2 separate regions of the Homo sapiens genome follow, and region 1 is linked to region 2. A link is a contact called in ENCODE Hi-C or POLR2A ChIA-PET data. All regions are on one chromosome and are shown on one strand. The core of a region is the stretch at or near the end of the contact, and the rest is flanking DNA. Distances in the headings are between cores, read along the strand shown.

Region 1 (4,488 bases), core at 1,455-3,954, 900 kb after region 2:
CACACCTGGCCCCATTTTTGTTTTGTTTTGTTTTTTTTTTTTTGAGACAGAGTTTCAAACGCTCTTGTTGCCCAGGCTGGAGTGCAATGGTGCAATCTCAGCTCACTGAAACCTCCACCTCCCGGGTTTCAAGAGATTCTCCTGCCTCAGCCTCCTGAGTAGCTGGGATTACAGGCATGTGCCACCACGCCCAGCTAATTTTGTATTTTTAGTAGAGATGGGGTTTCTCCAAGTTGGTCGTCAGGCTGGTCTCAAACTCCCGACCTCAGGTGATCCGACCGCCTCGGCCTCCCAAGGCGCTGGGATTACAGGCGTGAACCACTGCGCCTGGCTAATGTTTGTATTGTTGTAGAAACGAGGTTTCACCATTTTGGCCAGGTTGGTCTCGAACTCCTGACCTCAGGTGATCTGCCCGCCTTGGCCTCCCAAAGTGCTGGGATTACAGGCGTGAGCCAGCGCGCCCGGCCGATTACCAGTTGTTTTTAATATAGATAAATACATAGAGATAGATATATCTCTATCTATCTCTATAGATATATATCTCTATAGAGATAGAGAGAGAGAGAGAGATAGATAGAGATAGATAGATAGATATCGGCCGTGGAGGTTGCGGTGAGCCAAGATCGCGCCACTGCACTCCAGCCTGGGCAACAAGAGCGAAACTCCGTCTCAAAAAAAAAAAAGAAAGAAAGAAAGAAAAGAAAGAAAAGAAAAAGAAAAAAAAACTGGTAATCAATTTATTAAAATAGTTGACTTAAGCATCTGCAATGGTGACTTCCACCTCAACTCCTGGCTCAATACTGATGGAAGTAATCTGCTTAACAATCTCAGAAGGACTGTGCAAGTCAATGAGTCACTTGTGGATTCTCATCTGGAAATGATCCCATGTCTTAGAACCTTCACCACAAAGTTTTTCTTGAAGTGATTCTCAAAGTCTTGGCAGGCATTCGAACTGGTCCTTTCACTTTGAGATTATTTTCCTTTGCTCCTCTGATCAAGTCAGCACACACCTTCTCCAGGGATTTTACGATGCGGCTCGTTAGAGTGACTCGAATTCGTGAATTGCCACCTCCGCCTCCCTGGGTGTTTTTCCGGTATCCTTAAAAGCCATGGCTGCTGCGCGGCTTCCTGAGCGACTGGTTCCTCGGCGAGGGCGAACAGCGGTGAGTCAGTAGCAGGAGCGTGCGGATCAGCGATCCGCAACACCTACGACCGCGTCTTCCTCAAAGAGCTATTTATCTATATACATTTTTGAGACGGAGTCTAGCTCTGTCGCCCAGGCTGGAGTGCAGTAGCGCGATCTCGGCTCACTGCCGCCTCTGCCTTCTGGGTTCAAGCGATTCTCCTGCCTCAGCCTCCGGAGTAGCTGGGATTACAGGCGCCCGCCACCACGCCCAGCTAATTTTTGTATTTTTAGTAGAGACGGAGTTTCCCTGTGTTGGCCAGGCTAGTCTCGATCTCCTGACCTCGTGATCCACCCGCCTCGGCCTCCCAAAGTGCTGGGATTACAAGCGTGAGCCACAAGGCCCGGCCACTATTTATATTTTACACTTGATCTTGGCCAAAAGGCCGAGAAGCGATACTATTTATATTTTTATAATACATATCCCCATCTAACATACTACATACTGCAATTACTTATTATATCTTTTGTTTAGTGTCTAATATCCTCCTCCACCTGCACCCCAGCAGAATGTAAGCTCCATAAGGAAAAGAATGTTGATCTATTTTGTTCTCTGATGTAATCCGCTGTACGCCCTGGACAGAACCTGCTGTAAAGTAGGAGCTCAATAAGTATGTGAATTAATGTATCGTGGGAAGGAAAGAACCCAGAGAATAAGGGGCGGCTGAAGCTGTGAAAGGAGCAATTAGGCCTGGCGCGGGGGCTCACGCCTGTAATCCCAGCACTTTGAGGGACCAAGGCGGGCAGATCACTTGAGATCAGAAGTTCGAGACCAGCCTGGCCAATAACATGGCGAAACCCCGTCTCTACTAAAAATACAAAAATTAGCCCAGCGTTGTGGCGGGCGCCTGTGGTCTCAGGTACTCTGAGGCTGAGACAGAGAATTGCTTGAACCCGGAAGACGGAGGTTGCAGTGAGCTGAGATCTCGCCACTATACTCCAGCCTGGGCGACAGAGTGAGACTCGGTCTCAAAAAAAGAAAAAAAGAGTGTGTGTTGGGGGGGACGGGTCAATAAATAGAGCAATACTGTATATGTAAAATACAGAATGGTATGATACCAAGAACACATAGATGGAATGATCTGCAGCACTTCTCAACTGTATTACATTCAACGAAACCGTTTAGAGCTTGTTCTCCCTCCCTCCCCCACTTTCTTTGTTCCTTGGGGAACCCCCACACGGCACAAACCGTGTTTTAATTCCTATTCTCTAGTGTGCAGATAAGTGCCTGGCACTATTAAGTGGTCAAAAGAGGTCGTGAGCAAGTTAACAAATCACTGTTTCCATGTCCCTAACTACTCTTAAGCTCGTAGAGAAGATACTTCCTATCTCTTGCGCTTCTACCTCAACTCCCACTTCGCAGAGAGGGCTAAAAGCGACGTCGTAAACTTATTACGTAATAAGGCAGCGCCCAGAGGCGGAAGAGGCCGGTTTTTGCTCCGGCCACGTGAGGAGGGTGGGCGGGGCGTTAAAGTTCATATCCCAGTGTCCTTTGAATCGACTTCCTTTTTTCTTTTTTCCGGCGTTCAAGATGTCGAAGCGAGGTGAGGTTTTGTTTCTGGAGGATCCTCCACCATCTGTCGTGCAGTGGCTGGCGGATTCGTCAGGAGCGGTGGCCCTAGGCAGCTGGGGCGCTTTGCTCTCCTTCAGGCCGGAGAGAGAGAGCCAGGCCACCGCGAGAGCACTGCCAGGGCCCTCGAAAGTGGCAGTGGGGTGCTGGAGAGTTGAGATGGCAGGATCCCGACGTGAATGTAGTCTGGATACCGCGAGATCGCTCCGCGAATAGGGCTATCGTAATGGGGTTGAAGTTAGACTGGATTAGGCCCTGGTTTGCGCGACCTCTGCGGTTTTATGCCTTGCAGGAGTAATTGCGTTTTGCGAAAGTTAGAGCAAGGGTTGAGTCGTCTAGGTTTCTTAATTTCGATGTCAGAGTGTTAATAGTAAGAAATAGGCTACTTTCCGTGAGAATCGGGTGGCACATGGGGACGGCATAAGTAAAATCCGAGCGAGCTAATCTATAGCGTACAGTCTATCAAAGCATGTGCGGTGAATTACAGCTTGAGTATGAGGGGGAACTCCGAACCATGTCTAGATTGTGATCTCTTTATCCTGTTTCCCTTCCCTTTATATCCACAGGACGTGGTGGGTCCTCTGGTGCGAAATTCCGGATTTCCTTGGGTCTTCCGGTAGGAGCTGTAATCAATTGTGCTGACAACACAGGTGAGGTCTTTGCACGTTGCTATACTCCCCCTTTTAAAAGCACTCAATGGGCCTGTGGCTAATGACCTATTGAGCCGTCAAGAAAGGGGAGAGTGAAAACATCGCTTTTGGGTGAAGTGGCAACATGTGTTGTTTGCTTCAATCGGTGGTGTGACAAGGCGTTCTTGCGGACTAACTGCTTGGGCAGTGAGTGGAGGGAGGGGCTTTGGAAGTGTTTGGGAAATGTTATACTGATGGAACGGCCTGATGGCCCTCAACATTTTTTATTTTTATTTACATTCTTTTGTAGGAGCCAAAAACCTGTATATCATCTCCGTGAAGGGGATCAAGGGACGGCTGAACAGACTTCCCGCTGCTGGTGTGGGTGACATGGTGATGGCCACAGTCAAGAAAGGCAAACCAGAGCTCAGAAAAAAGGGTGAGTAAACACTGAGCCCACCTTAATACTGATGAGTAGTGGGGGGACGCTTTCCTTTATTGGAAAATGGATCAGTTTTCAAGGCCTCAAGTTTGTTTTCCATTGAGAGGCAGTGTGAGATAAGTATCTTAAGTTTTTGCTCATATTGTGTTGGAGGGGGGACCATCATCTTGTCACTTCCATACCTTAGTTGTTTTTTTGTTGTTGTTTTTGTTTTGTTTTGTTTTGTTTTTTGAGATGGAGTCTCTCTCTGTCGCCCAGCCCATACTGGAGTGCAATGGCACGATCTTGGCTCACTGCAACCTCCGCCTCCTGGGCTCTCAAAAAAAAATATATTACAAAACGAAAACAAGCTGCCCGTTGCTTATTTTATTATTTGTTTTTGAGATGGAGTCTCACTTGTTGCCCAGGCTGGAGTGCAGTGGCACATATCTGTTCACTGCAACCTCCACCTCCCGGGCTCAAGAGATTGTCCTGCCTCAGCCTCCCGAGTAGCTGGGATCATAGGTGTGCACCACCACACCCGGCTAATTGCTCATTACTTAATCTCAGGCTCCCCACTCAAAATTTTTCCTGTCAGGTGTATGATTTAAAGGGGGAGGCCTCAAAATACTTGCAGCTTGTGTCCTGTCTGGCTTTAGAACTTCTGGTGTTTGGTGCATTTTAA
Region 2 (4,835 bases), core at 1,647-4,146:
AGAATGGCATAGGGATGAGGCTGCTTTCTTTCCATCATCATTGTGTTCTCTCTTAGAAAACGTTAGAGAAAGTAGAGAGAGAGTCTGGCCTTCTGCTCAGCCTCATCTAAAGCACCCTCCATTTTCCGTCTTCTGTGGAAGAGGCATGAGAAAGATTGTCTGAAGTTTTAAGACTAACAAATGTGGGGCTAGGCTGGCACCAGCGTCCTCTGGCTCCATGATCAGCATCATCTCCCTCCCATCAGCACTCCAAAATGTTCAAACTGGCTGAGGGTCTCCTACAGGTTTCCCAGTCTTGCTCAAGCTGAGGAGGAGAAAGGAATGGCATGGCACCCTGCCTTTGCATTTTAGCACTGAATACATTCAAAAACGGCCCCTCAGTAGCTGGTTTTCAGCCCTGGAGAGAAGATTATATGGCCTTCCCCATCCCCAAATCCCTCCCCAAAGCAGAAGCAGCTCAGGCAGAAGAGAGGGAGACAGGGAGATCCTGACCCCCTTTGCCAGTGAGCAGGACCGGAGGTCCACACTGGCGTTGGGGTTGAATGGACTCCCAGCCTGAGAAGAGTTTTCCTTCCTGATCTTGGGAGCTAATTCAATGCCCTAGAGGGTGGTGGGCCTGGCAGTGGAGGCCACCCCACACCTGCACCCTCCTTCTTCCCCTCCCCCATCACTCAAAACCCCGGACCATTCACTTAGGTTGCTGTGCCCAAACCCTCCACCTGCAGGCAACTGCCACCCGAGGGCAGGCAGGGGGAAAGGACCTAGCTTCCTGCCCTCATCTCCTGTCCCTCAGAATCCAGGGTCTGAGGAAGAGTGGAGGTCACAACTCCAGGAAGACCAGAAACACTGGCCCAAGGGATGGTGGAGGGGCACATTCGGCCCAGGCCACAGTTCGGGCTGTGGAGCATTCCGGGATCAGACAGTTGTTTGCATAAAAGCCAAAAGCCACTGCACCTGGGGTGGGGAGGCCCTCTGGGGAGGTGCTCCCTGGCTTAGGGGAGAGGGGGGAAGGAAGGTGTCATGGAAAGTCCCTGAAGGACACGGGGTGTTGAATTTGCTGTGGTTTTGTTTTTAACTCTGTCTTGACCTGTGAAGTAGGCAGCTGCCTCCCTTCTCCGCAAATAACAGATCTTCCCCCAGAATAACACACATACCCAAGGAAAGGGCTGCAGTGGAAAGGCCTGCGGGTGATGGCAGCTACCCCCCTTCCCCAGGAGTGAGGGGGCAGGAAGCCCCAGAACAGCCTTTCCCATCACCTCGCCTCTCCACCCCAGTACCCTGGCCCCCTGGCCCAGAAGAGCTGCCTAGGCAAATAAACCACAGCACTGGGGGTGGTGGTGGATGGGAACTAGGGGGGCGATGCCACCTCCTCCCCCGGGCTTGTCCTTCCACCGCCCAATCCCCATCCCACCCCCACTGGAATTGCATTCTCAGTGTCTCACTGAGAATGTCTCACTCACAGACCTCAGCTGCCCCGCTAGACTCCTGGGGAGCTGTGTGTCTCTTTGCGTGTGCGTGTCTGTCTCCATGTGTGCCTGTCTCTCTCCTTGCATGTCTGTCTGTGTGTGTCTGTGTATCTGTGTGTGTGCGCGCGTGCACGTGTCTCGTGTGTGTGTGTTTGTGTGTGTTGAGGGAAAGCAGGCTGAGTCAGTGAATCCAGCAAAGCTCTGAAGTCCCAAGCAAAAGACAGTCGCAGACTCCCGCAACTATTTGGAGTCCTGGTTCCAATCCCAGCCCTCTCCCTCTCGGGATGAGCCCAGACACTTGACTTCCCCTTCTGGGCGTTGATTTTCCCCAGAGTCAGGGATCTCTGAAGGGCCTTCCAGCTGGTACTCCTAAGACAGGCCTCAACCTCACTGCACCAGCCGGGCTCCAGGTCTTCCCTCTCTCTCCTCTCCTCACTGGACGCTGGAGCTAGAGTAATAGTGGCCGGGCCCTGACTCTCTCAAGATGTCATTTTCCTAACTGTTCTATCAAATTCCAATCCTGGACCCCAGGGGTAGGGGACAGGATCCCCTCACCTGTGGAATTATAGGAGGCTCGGAATAACGCGCGCTGAGGCTGGGTCTGAACCCCCGGCCCCCGCCCTTTCTCAGGTTCTCCTCTTAATTCTGCGTGGACCCAGACCCCAGATTCCCGGCTAGGGTGCCTGGGAGAGGAAAGGGAGGCCGGCGGAGAGGGGGCAGGGGTGCGGCGCGCGGTGGGAGTGAGGGGGGTGTGAGGGGAGGGGCAGCTGCACTTCTGAGAAACAGCTCGGCGTCTCAGCAGCCCGCAGCCTAACCCCCTGCCTGCGGCTTCACAGCTCCCTCCTCCCGCCGCCCACGCCGCTCGGGGCCTCTCCGGGGGTCGGCAGCCCCGGCGGAGACGGTGTCTGCTGGGGAGGAGCGGCAGCTCGGGGGACAGCAAAGTGGAACCCATGGGGGGTGGGAGTGGACATGGAGGAAAGCGTGGGTCGCGTGACACCCCAGGAGTGAAAGGCCTCCCCTCATCGGGGTCCCGAGCGCCGGATCTCGGCGTGCCCGCGTGTTCCCCCGCTGCCCCCGCGCTGTCCTATCACAGCCCGAGCAGGATCCAGAAGTGAAACTGCCCGGGTCACAGCCCAGCGCCGCTGCTGCACCCCGCCCCGCCCTTCCGGGCACTGCCGCTGCGCAGGATCTCCCGGCGCTCGGGCGCCTGCGGGGAGGAAACGGGGGAGGGGCAGGGGAAGTGCCCCCGCGGGCATCTGCAGCGCGCGGCCGCTCTCCTCCGGGGTGCCCGCGCGTAACCGGGGTGGGAACCTCGAGAGACAGGAGCCCCGGAGGCCTGGCCGCGGCGACCGCACTTCCCGCGACGGCCGCTGGGTGTCACTGCAGCCGCGCGGCTGAATCGGCTCGGCGCCTGCGGGAGTGGGGGACGGTGGGACGCCGGGACTAGGCCGTCGCGCTGCACGCCAGTCTCGCCTGCCCGCGCCTGGAGGCTCCGCGACGCTGGGATGCGGCGCCCACACCTTCCTCCACCCGCCTGGCCAAGGAAGCACCTCCCGCCTCGCCCACAGACTCGCAGCGAGGCCCGGACTAAGCAACGCCCCGGGGCGACCGGCTCGTTGCTGCGGCGCCACGCAAGCCACGAAACCGATGGCGCGTCCCCTCGTGGGGCCGAGTTCAAAGAGCCGCGACCCCGACGCGCGCCCCCTGGCGAAGCCGGCGGCCTTCCCTCCGCAGAGGCACGAGGGGCCGCCACGACGGAGGGTGGCTCGGTGGAGCCTGGCGCCCGTCGGCCCCGGCGCGCGCATGCGACTTGGGTGGTGGCGGAAGGGCGGGCGGCGGGGCAGATCGCCTCAGGCACCGGCCCAGAACGGCTGAGAGACGGGTCCCCCGTGTATCCTCCCCTACCCCAACCTGGCCTGACAAGTGTGGGATCCAGCCTTACCCAGCCACCCCCTGGCCCCAACACTAAGTTCCTCCAGTAGATGTGTGGGGCAGGGTGCCTCAGCCTGGGAGGAAGGAACCCTCCCTTGGGAGGCCAAAGCGGGAGGATCACTTGAGGTCAGGAGTTTGAGATCAGTCTGGCCAACATGGCAAAACCCCGTCTACTAAAAATACAAAAATTAGCTGGGCGTGGTGGCGCACGCCTGTAATCCCAAACTACTCAAGAGGCTGAGGCAGGAAAATCGCTTGAACCCAGGGGGTGGAGGTTGCAGTGAGCTGAGATCAGCCACTGCACTCCAGCCTGGGCAACAGAGTGAGACTGTAAAAAAAAAAAAAGAGAGAGCGAGAGAGAGATCCCTGGAATCTTTTGGGAAATTGGGGTAGTGCCAGTAGGAATGCCCTGGAGGACAGGACTCAGGGCATGGGAGTTGGGCAGGTGAATGCGGATGACCGTGCCTGTTGGTCACAGCTGTGTGAGGGTGCGGGTGGCCCGTTCCATCCCTGCTTACAGCTTCCCCTCCAACTCCAAGGTCACAGGGCCCAGTTCCACTACCCAGACCCTAAGGAGATCCACGTGGTTGTCCTGAGGGGGTGGTTTCTGCCTTCCAATCTCCCTCAGTCTGCCCCAAACCACCCTAAAATAAACCTAATCCAAGTAAGAACAAAGTGCTTACAACAAAAATGCAGCTCCAGGCCCGGCGCGGTGGCTCACACCTGTAATCCCAGCACTTTGGGAGGCTGAGGCGGGCGGATCACATGAAGTCGGGAGTTCGAGACGAGCTTCACCAACGTGGATAAACCCCATCTCTACTAAAAATACAAAATTGCTGGGCGTGGTGGTGCATGTCTGTAATCCCAGCTACTTGGGAGGCTGAGGCAGGAGAATTGCTTGAACCCAGGAGGTGGAGGTTGCGGTAAACCGAGATCACACCATTGCACTCCAGCCTGGGCCACAGAGCGAAACTTGTCTCAAAAAAAACACAAAAACAAAAAAAGCGAAACAAAAAAAACTCCAGCTAAACAGCCCCCCCAGGTGCCCATCAAAGAAAAACTTGCCCCTTCCTTGGGGTAGATGCAGCCGTGTGAGAGGGTGTCAGATGACATCATAACTCAACCCACATGGGATTGAATTTCAGGCCTCATCCCCATTTCCCCACACCGCCCCTTCTTGTATGGTGAACTTCGAGAACGCTTGTGGAGCAGCCTCAGCCCGCCCTCCCCACACCCCAGGATCGCCCACACCCCCAGGCTCTGGAGTCCAGTCTGCAACATCCAACTCCCCCAGGATCTAACTCCTTCTTTTCTCTCCTCCCCCAACTCAACTGAGAGCTCAGAGTCGTTTGTCCTAATTGCCACTGCATACTCCCCCTCAAGTCCCAAAGCTGAGGTTCTGCCAACAGCACAGGACAGGAAAGCAGTCTGCAGACG

What was found. A loop is a pair of places that touch in the nucleus more often than their neighbours do. ChIA-PET counts read pairs that join two places held with the same protein, here RNA polymerase II (POLR2A). Pooled maps may share reads with other maps.
Region 1: a loop to region 2 is called in a pooled map, with 4 times the contacts of the local background. The contact joins the promoter of RPL23 here to the enhancer-like site in region 2. A Hi-C loop is called at or near these places in 3 of 37 single-sample maps with no recorded cell type and 6 of 50 pooled maps. POLR2A ChIA-PET finds 5 or more read pairs at or near these places in 3 of 52 experiments (HEK293, HepG2 and WTC11).

The regions. Positions count from the first base shown.
Region 1 is chr17:38,851,937-38,856,424 of GRCh38, reverse strand. RPL23 (ribosomal protein L23) reads left to right here and starts at 2,704. Exons shown (of 5, transcript NM_000978.4): 1 at 2,704-2,727; 2 at 3,320-3,403; 3 at 3,693-3,821. The coding sequence starts at 2,715. SNORA21 (small nucleolar RNA, H/ACA box 21) reads left to right here and starts at 3,430; the gene lies at 3,430-3,562. It also overlaps the pseudogene RPS20P35. RefSeq lists enhancers at 2,451-2,560, 2,284-3,067, 2,558-3,757, 3,068-3,851.
Region 2 is chr17:39,752,357-39,757,191 of GRCh38, reverse strand. No RefSeq gene overlaps it. Among named protein-coding and RNA genes, the nearest start is that of GRB7, 17 kb to the right of the region's middle. RefSeq lists enhancers at 912-1,221, 1,632-1,681 and silencers at 2,172-2,901, 3,042-3,091, 3,132-3,271. Within about 2 kb of position 2,896, at least 35 of the 41 ENCODE cell types and tissues checked have a DNase peak (open chromatin) inside an H3K27ac peak, as active enhancers do.